Linked DNA regions of Homo sapiens: region 1 is linked to region 2. The links are chromatin loops, found by intact Hi-C in ENCODE. Cell type or tissue: breast epithelium. All regions are shown on one strand. Each heading gives the region's core, and the rest is flanking DNA. Links, peaks and the distances in the headings are about the cores only.

Region 1 (4,395 bases), core at 187-4,186, 130 kb before region 2:
TCTCCCGTATAAGCTGTCTGTTGAACCCTGCTGGGAGGTATCTTCCAGTCAGGAGGTACCGGGGTCAGGGACCCACTTGAGGAGGCAGTCTGCCCCTTAGCAGAGTCGAGCTCTGTGCTGGTAGATCCGCTGCTCTCTTCAGAGCTGGCAGGCAGGAACATTTAAGTCTGCTGAAGCTGCATCCACAGCCATCCCTTCCCCCAGTTTCTCTGTCCAGGGAGATGGGAGTTTTATCTATAGGTCCCTGACTGGAGCTGCTGCCTTTCTTTCAGAGATGCCCTGCCCAGAGAGGAGGAATCTAGAGAGCAGGCAGACTTTTTATATGACCACTCAGGGCTCCAAAGTTGCAAAGTAGAAACCTCTAGATCTTTGGAAGGGTTAGTTAGGCCCAGCATGGGCACAACACCATTCCCACCATGCTCTCTTGGTGAATGCAAGTCCCAAGGCATAGCAGATTCATGAGGGAGGGGTGTGTTTCCTGGGGGGCCATGTCTACTGACTGGCTTTCCTGGTCCTCCTGGCATCCAGTGATCCATCTCCTTCCCACATGTAGAACACACTCCGCTCCTCCAATGTCTTATTCCAGCATAGATCAGGTTCAGGCTGAAGTACAGGTTCTTGTCCCCCAAATCAGCTCCAGAAGCAGACAAAGGGCCTCAGGCAGTTTTTTAGGTTCATCTCAGTCATTGTTCCTTGTGAATAGAAGACTAGGAATAAAGAGGCAGATGACCTGTTCATCATCTTCCAACATGTAATGATGAGGCAGAGACGCATTCATTACAGCAGACAAACTTGTAGGAGAAAAGGTGGGAGACTGAAGTTATATGGACATCACTGGTCCACTTCGATCCTGTAATTGATGTGGCCGCATCTCTGCAGTCCTGCCTCTGGGAATGGTTCTCCATGGCATTGGCTCTGTCTTCTGAGTCTTCCTGTCCATGGGGAGTGGTCCCACTTGTAGTTCTTAGCATTCTCAGGCTGCCTCCTTCCCAGAGACTGCTGAGGCCTCTGATAATACTTTCCATTTTGAGTTGTATCAGTCTCTTTCAGACCAAGCTGGTAAAAGTTCTTCTAAAAAATTGTAATTTATTACACATCAAATTAAAATTCTCTTCCATTTCCTCTTGGGATGGGTCATGTGTGACATTGCTTTCTGGGTGGCCGTTTTAGTCCAGCTGAAAGGTCTTAACAAAGAAACTTACAGCCGTACTTTTGATCTGATCTTTCACTGAGTTGATTTCCTTATGCAGCTTCAAGTGAGTTCCTCCTGTGTGTTTCCTTTCCCCCTTTGTTATTCACATCAGCCCTCATTGTGGTCGTGTCCCTTCAACGTCATTTTAGGTTTGCTTCTGCTGAGCATCTGAGGGTCTTCTTGAGTCAGGAACCAGTTTGCTCATTAATTTCTTAGCTTGGAATCGTACATCATGTACTAGGGAATCAGCTTGGAATTCTTGCACCATGTGTCAGTAGCACATGGCACAGTCCACAGCTCAATTTTTTTTTTCCATAGGAATCTTTTTCTACCAGAGCAGTTATATATTTTTCTCCCACTTTCCTGGTCCTGGTGGCTGTAGTTCTGATTTCCTCTTCCATGAGGAAAGGCAATTTTACATAACAGTGTGCTCCAGGTAGGAAAGAGGCATGTAGAATTGGGGGCCAGACAGCTGGAGTTTTAATCGCAATTTCTCTGTAACCTCAAGAAGTCATCTGCTCTGTACTCAGGTTCCCTATATGTAAAATAATGAAAATAATGCAACCCCTCTCATAGGTTTATAGCAGAGACTGCTGGTTGTTCACTAAACCTTTTTCTTCTTCTTCCAGCGCACACAGCTAGAATACACTTCCCAGCCTCCTTTGATGTTTATTGTAGCCCCACAACTGATTAGCCAATAGAGTATGGGTGTAGGCAATGTGAACCACACCAGTCTGGCCCCTAAAAACCTTCTTCGGGTATCTTCTACCTGCTTTCACCATCCCGACGGCTAAAATAGAGTCTAGTTTTTCAAAGTAATCTTGGAAAACAAGTTTGAGGACAGCAGAGATTCCATCAGTCAGAGTCCCTGGATGACTGCAAGAAGGACCATCCTGTTGACCTAGATACCTGTCCAATCCAATGCTGTCACAGGAGACAGAAACCAGCTACTATGATGGTGGAGCCATTATACACACTTTGATCTCTTTGAAATAGAGCCAGCCTGCCTATACATGCATCATTATTACAAGAATTAAATGAGTTAATACATGTGAAATACTTAGGACAATGACTGGAACATAATAAAGGGTTAATAATCATTATGGATAATGCATTAGTACCAGGTTTATGCAGAGTTCTTAGTGTTAGCTCCTTGCCTAGCACAGGCCCAAGCCCTCCTCTTCTATTCTCCTTTGGTTGGTCAAACTCTGGCCCTGGCTATTAGTGCCTGTATTCACTTCTCATAGTTGTCTGGGTCTCAGAGGCATTAGCTCACCTGCTTAGACTGTTGGCTGTGTAGTCCTCCCCGCTTAATGTTGCCTGAAGATTTCTATTTCTTTCCATTTCTACTATTTCTAAACTATATTTTATCCAGCAGTTCTGCTTATAGCAGATAGGATGTCCACATTTGCTAATTTTGCCATGTTTTAAGAGGTGACTCTGGAAGATTCTTAAAACCTACAGTAAACAAGTCTCAGGAGCTGCTAAAATGTGCAGAGTATCAGGAGACCACTGGAAAAAAGAAATGTTTAATAGGTGTGCTATGCACCCACTGTACTTGATTTATCTCCATCATTCTCCAGAATCCACCTGGAAGTGATGATTCCCCTGGAAGTCATCCAATATTAAATGCGTTGCTTCCCACCTTTACATTAACACAGAAAAGTCACTCGCTGAAATTTCCAGCATCCTCAGAGCTTCAAGGCAAGTACAGCTGTTCTAAGTAATTTTCATCATTTCTTTTGCACTTTTCACACAAAATAACTCCAAATCACCTTAAAGTTCTTGAGGAAAGGCAGCACCCCATCGTTTTTTCCCCCTGGCAATTTGTCAAGTTGAGCTGTCTGACATATTTTAAAATTTGGTGTCATATTCTGGGAAGTCAAAAAATCTTTCTGGTTTCCTTCTTGACAGACATAGGACATTAGGGTGAAAAGTGAATTCTCCAGTTGTCTGCCAGGGGCTTCATCGAAAGGGACTAGACTCAAGTGACATTCTCATAAACAAAATAATGAGACTTTATCTGCAGAGTTTGGTATGACTGCGTTATGAGGCAGTCTGGTTTATTTGAAAATAGATAGGGTTTCAAAACACTCTGAATTGGGCTTAAGCCCCAGCTTTTTATTATTAGCCACATTTTTATCCTTAAAAATGGGAATACAGTTGACTTCAAAGGGTGAGAATTAAATGAGAACACATCTAAGAAAATACCCAGCATGAGACACAATGATAACGACAGTGTCATGTTGAAAGAGAAAGTGGGCTTACACTTCCAGCTGAAATCATGTAGCATATATTGGAATAACTCTTTCACTGCAGACAGCTATAAAATCTGGATTAAAAATAAAATGAAGCGTATGAAGGCATTGGAGCCAGAGCAAGGCAGGCAGGACTTGAGGGACCGCACTCCAAGAAAGCAGGAAAGTGCATGTAAATGCCTTGCTACTCACCTCGGGGCACCTGCTGATTCACAGTATGGGAGGTAGGGTTGGGTCCACAGCAGCCCAGGGCTTATGCAGACTCTGAGGCAGCACAGTGGCGTGGATTAAGAAGGTAAGATCTTGGAGAGGTAGGAAACACAGGATTGAGGCAGAACTCCTGCTTGCAACTTCCCTTTGAGGGATTGGCTACCTTCCAAGCTGTATGTTCTTGCAACAAGGCACTGAGAGTCCAAGATGAAAGGAGCAGCACGGAGATGAATATCTGAGCAGAGATTCCCACAGGCTCATGGTGCTGGGAACAGGGAGTGTGGAGGGGCCCTGGTGAACACAGAAGGCTCCCACTGGGACCAGGGAAGACTATGCCCTGGGAGTGAGAATTATGCCTTAGGAGTAAGGCTAACTGGGAAGGCAACCGTGCCCAAAACACAGCTTCAACACGGTCAGAGTGATCTGCCAGAGACGACCTGCCATCTATCTCTCAGAAGAAGGAGACATCCTCTCTGGGGGAAGATAGACCCTACATTTATTTCCTATGTGATATATGTGTATTTCATAAAAAATTACCAGACATGTCAAAAAACAGGACCAAATGACTAAAAGTCACAGAAAAAGGCAGACAATGGAAACATTCCAGGTACTGGAATTTTTAAAATATTGGATTTTATGATTAATACAGTCAAGAAAATAGAGAAAATTATGGATGATTCCACCAGAGAACTAGAATTTATTGAAAAATGAAATACTGATTTTGTACATAAAAAG
Region 2 (4,395 bases), core at 201-4,200:
GGCCAGCAGGAGGCCAAACCTCCTGGCAAAGCAGGTTATATAATTGGGAATTATTCTAGACTGATACAAATTTATGATGAAAGGCTGAGAATATATTATTTATTGAAATCTGACTGGAAGTATATAGAAAACAAATGAAAATTAAATGCATGGCTCTGGGGACAAGCAAACCCTGGTGATAAGAGGGAGAAGAACCAGAGCTGATCCAGACAGACCCTTCTCATAGATCCATCTGCCTCAGGGCTTGTACCAGTCTTTTCCTGAAGAATGAGGGGAAGTGTTTGTTAAAATATACTCTCTGTCTTTGTCTGTCAAAGTTTCCATTTCAGAAAATCCTACTAGAATTGGATTGACTTGCTGGAATTGTTGTAGTACTCACAGGTTTGTATGCCTGCTGCACAGTAACAGACCAAAACACTGAGACTACAGGGATGCAGCACAGAAAGAGTGTAGTGATCGCAGGCCACCAAGCAAGGAGAAGGGAGGAGACCCTCAAATTCCTCTACCCAAGGAACTTTTGCCTGGGGTTTCTATGGGGATCATGGAGGGTGAGGGCCTGGAAGACTGGGGTCGTTGATTGGTTGGGGGAAAGAAGGTGAAATTATCAGAATGTGGAAACTGCACTCTTCGGTGAGTCAGCTCCTCCTGGGGTCCTCAGACAGCTGGCATCAGTGGGGCCCTACAGACCAGCTGGCATCAGCGGCATCCTTCAGACCAGCTGGCATTGGTAGTTTCACTCTTATACAGGACCTAAAAGAATTTCTCAAAGGGAAAACTTAACCTTTCATAATATTCAAGTTGTTATCTATAGAGCAGGTAAGGATAACTGGAATCTTGTAACAGAGTCTACATGATTCTAGGACATCAGGCAACAAGCAACCATGAGGAAGCAGGTGAGACAGCAGCCTAACCTGGTGATGAATGCTGAATGTGCTGCAAGCCAGCTTTCATTTCATTTACCCATCTCTCTTCTTCCTTGATTAATTTTCATAAAGTTTATAGGGGTGGTTTCAGAATAACTGAACAGTTCGAGGTCAGGGCAGTTTGGTCATGTCTGAATTGAGCTCGGTGGTGGATCAGGATGTGGCCCCTTCATCTCTTGGCCCTATTCTTCTCTGCCAGCCTTGCCCTCTTGGGATCATCTCCAGAGCTCCAGGCCAACATGCTCCCTTGTGCACATCCAGCAAAAAGAGGAGCCTCTAGTGCCAATGGCACCAGCATGAGGCCCACATGTCATTCTCATTGGCTGTTACTGGGATTTGTGCACCTCCCAGGATGAACCACTGTGGTAAATGAAATATGCCAATAGGATAAAGGGAGTCAGCTAAGAGAAATCAGGGTGCTGGGAGGTAAGATGAGTGCTAGGTGCTCAAGCAATTACCTACTGAGTGAGAGTTTAAGCCTCAATTCAAATCTCACCTCCTCCAGGAAGCCCTCTCTGATTTACTGAGTGTCTGCTTGTTCTGTTTACCTGCTTCATTTTTTACAGTCCTGTTTCTACCTCCAAGCTGTGCATTCCTTCAGTGTCTGTAACATCCTGCTACCTAGCACCAAATCCATGGGAGAGGTGCTGAGATACATGTACACAGACATGGGGTGCACATATACATACTACATAAGTGGCAGAGACATGCATTTATTGGTATCATTGCATGGATACTTTGAGGGTAAAGTTGTAGACACTCCCACACTTCTTACCAATACGCATCGTATAGCTATAATTTATTGCAGGTAATCTCATTTAATAAAACAGTTCTTGTCACATGGAAGATGCTCAGTAAATAGTTTTTGGATAAGTGAATGCAAGCCCTAAATAATGATACATAATGGTGGATGAGGGAGTTGAGATGGAAACAAAGTTTGTCTATGTCCAAGGGCAATGCTTTTATTGTAATGACTCACATGTTTTCGGGTCTAACAACTTTGCCTAAAACACAGACTTCAGTAGAGCGGCCAAAGGCAAATGTGCTCTGGTTAAATAGCAGTGTGAAGCAGGTGTATATCTGTGTGGAAAGTTGTTGCCACCACCCACACAGCCACCCTGAGGTGCTCCCTGGAACACCAGGGCTCCCTGGAACCATCTGCACGTCACACTCAAATGCAAGCTGCCTGGTTTGAGTCCCTCTGACTGCTTGTCTCCCCAGTGTCACCTGGTTGGCTGGATAGCTGGAAGGGGCAGTGAGACCCTGATGTCTCTGGGAGAAAGAGGCCCTGAGAGGCAGTGCTCACTCACCAGCTTTGAGGCTTTCTTCAAGGAAGTCCCCCTATGCCCCGCTCCTGGATCCCACAAGCTGAGGCTCCATGCCTCAGGGACTGAAGAGCACGGGCCCCACACAGCTCACTGCAGGGGGTTGGGAGGCCTTGGTTGTGTGACCCCAGACAATGAACTTTGGCTAGGTTGGATCTTGATGCTCCTGGCCTGCTTATCTAGTAACACAAAGTATTTCTAATTTAAATGATAATAACAAATTGGAAAAAAAATGCTTGCATGCATTCAGTGAACTGTGACCATCATCCGTGTTACTCCTGGATCTGGTGCTGACGGAACATTATTAAGCCCTTATCTACGACGCCCACACTAAGCATGTTGCTGATGGAATTAGCAGAACAGGTGTGGTATTCTATACCTTGAGCTCTTCAGAACACATGCCCTCCTTGTGTTGTCAGAGCAATAACTGAGAAAATGTTCTCTTAAAAGGAGAGAGCAGTCACAAAGAAGTTGACATTCTTTCTTAAGGTAAGTTAAGAGAACACATGTTTTCAGATGGAAAATTGTGTTTCCTTTTTACTCTTTTCTGTCCAGAGTCAGCGATATGGAGTAAATCCATCACTAGGAGAACACCTTTCTCTTCCAGAATTGCTGATGAATCATTAGGTAAAGCCGGGGCCACCGGCAGAGTGGCCTTCTGGCAGATGGCTGGGGCTTGGGAAATGCACATCTTCTCTCGGCTCAGCTATGTGGTTCTTCTTTCTTCAAGAAGCCAAAGTACTGGGTGTACCCCACAAAGTCACAACTGGGCACAGACGGGAAAGGCTGGCTGTCAGCACCTTGCTGGCCATGGTCGTGGACCCCAGAGTGAGCTGACAAAGCAGTCAGTCCAAGCATGGCTGCAGGAGCGCCAGAAGGCGCTGGGTGCTAACACTTAGGAGGCAGCATGGACAGTGGAGGGCTATAGAGGAGGCCCCACATGAGGGACAGAATGAGGGTCCACTGGCTGCCTGCACTGCCTGATGCTCCTGCTATGGCGGCAGAAGGCCAGGCCCCTAGCAGGGCTGCTGCTGTGTGGATTCTGATGCCACTAATGACTTATCGTGCATCTGGGCCTCTGACTCTGGGTGCCTCTTAGGGCTGAGATAAGGATGAGGGGAGAGAACAAATGGGAAATGCCCAGGCTCACTCTCAGCACCAAGTGGTCTGTGCAGCCCAGGAGCCTGGAGGCAAGCCCTCGCAGGAGCCCAAGGGATCCAAACTGAAGCACTGTTTTCTGACATCTAGTATTTAAACCTAACATTTTGCATGAATTTATTTTCCACCACACGCTTGTATGAATAAAAACAGATGACTTCCCCTCCTAATTAAGCAGAACTGACATGTACTGGTGGCTCCTGGCCCATGGCCCACACTGAGGAGGAACAACAATAACGTTAGCATGAAAGGTGATAATTGGTCCTTTTAGAAAGCTGTGGAAGTGGGCACTGGAAGACGTGTTTGCCTCAGCTGCAGATGGGTGCGACATATCAAGGGAGCCCTCCTGGCCCGTCCTGCCCTGTACCAAGTTTCACCTGATGCTCACTCTCCCACATCTTCTGCTTCAGGAAAGCCCAGCATGCCTCGGTCTGGGAAGGCAGCCTATTATTCCAGCCCCATAACCTCTCCTCTTGCCACTCCATGTCCCCACCCACTCCCACCTGGACACTTACAGGACTCCAGCACTGCCTCCTCCAAGAAGCCTTCCTGGACTCCGTCAGCCCACATTGGGCTTGTTAACACTGATTATCTGAAAAATTTGGGGTATCACCTCATGACATGCTGTGCTATATTCCATCACCACCTTGCCCAAGACTCACAAGCAGCAGGTGACAGTCCAGATTCAAATCTGGGTGTGCCTGGCTGAGCACCCATGGCTTCTCTGCAGACTTAGCCCCAGCTGCAGCCCCCTGTCTGCCCCATCTGTTTCATCATCTCCTCACCCAGTTTCTGGGTGCTCCTGATAATGTTCTGTTTGTTAGGCTGGGCCCTGAGAAGGTACCCAGAAAGCCTTAAGCATTCATGGAAATGAGCCCACAGGCTGTGTGATCCAGCAGACAAGCTGATCGAGCACGAGAGTGGTCCACAAGAGCAGCCGTGGCACAGCCAGGCTTTAACCTCCTTGTGCTTGGGCTCGTGCTCCGCTG

What was found. Hi-C counts contacts between places; a loop is a spot of excess contacts. Peaks named below come from ENCODE experiments on the same cell type or tissue, not always from the same donor. Only the 100,000 strongest peaks of a DNase experiment are listed, where the experiment ranks them.
Region 1: a loop joins it to region 2, with 23 times the contacts of the local background. A loop is called at or near these places in 1 of 110 quality-filtered maps.

Annotation. Positions count from the first base shown.
Region 1 is chr2:129,565,187-129,569,581 of GRCh38, reverse strand. No RefSeq gene overlaps it. Among named protein-coding and RNA genes, the nearest start is that of LINC01854, 290 kb to the right of the region's middle. In breast epithelium, for the core only: no CTCF peak of the experiment used is centred there; no DNase peak of the experiment used is centred there; H3K27me3 peaks cover 803 bases.
Region 2 is chr2:129,438,824-129,443,218 of GRCh38, reverse strand. No RefSeq gene overlaps it. Among named protein-coding and RNA genes, the nearest start is that of LINC01854, 170 kb to the right of the region's middle. In breast epithelium, for the core only: no CTCF peak of the experiment used is centred there; no DNase peak of the experiment used is centred there.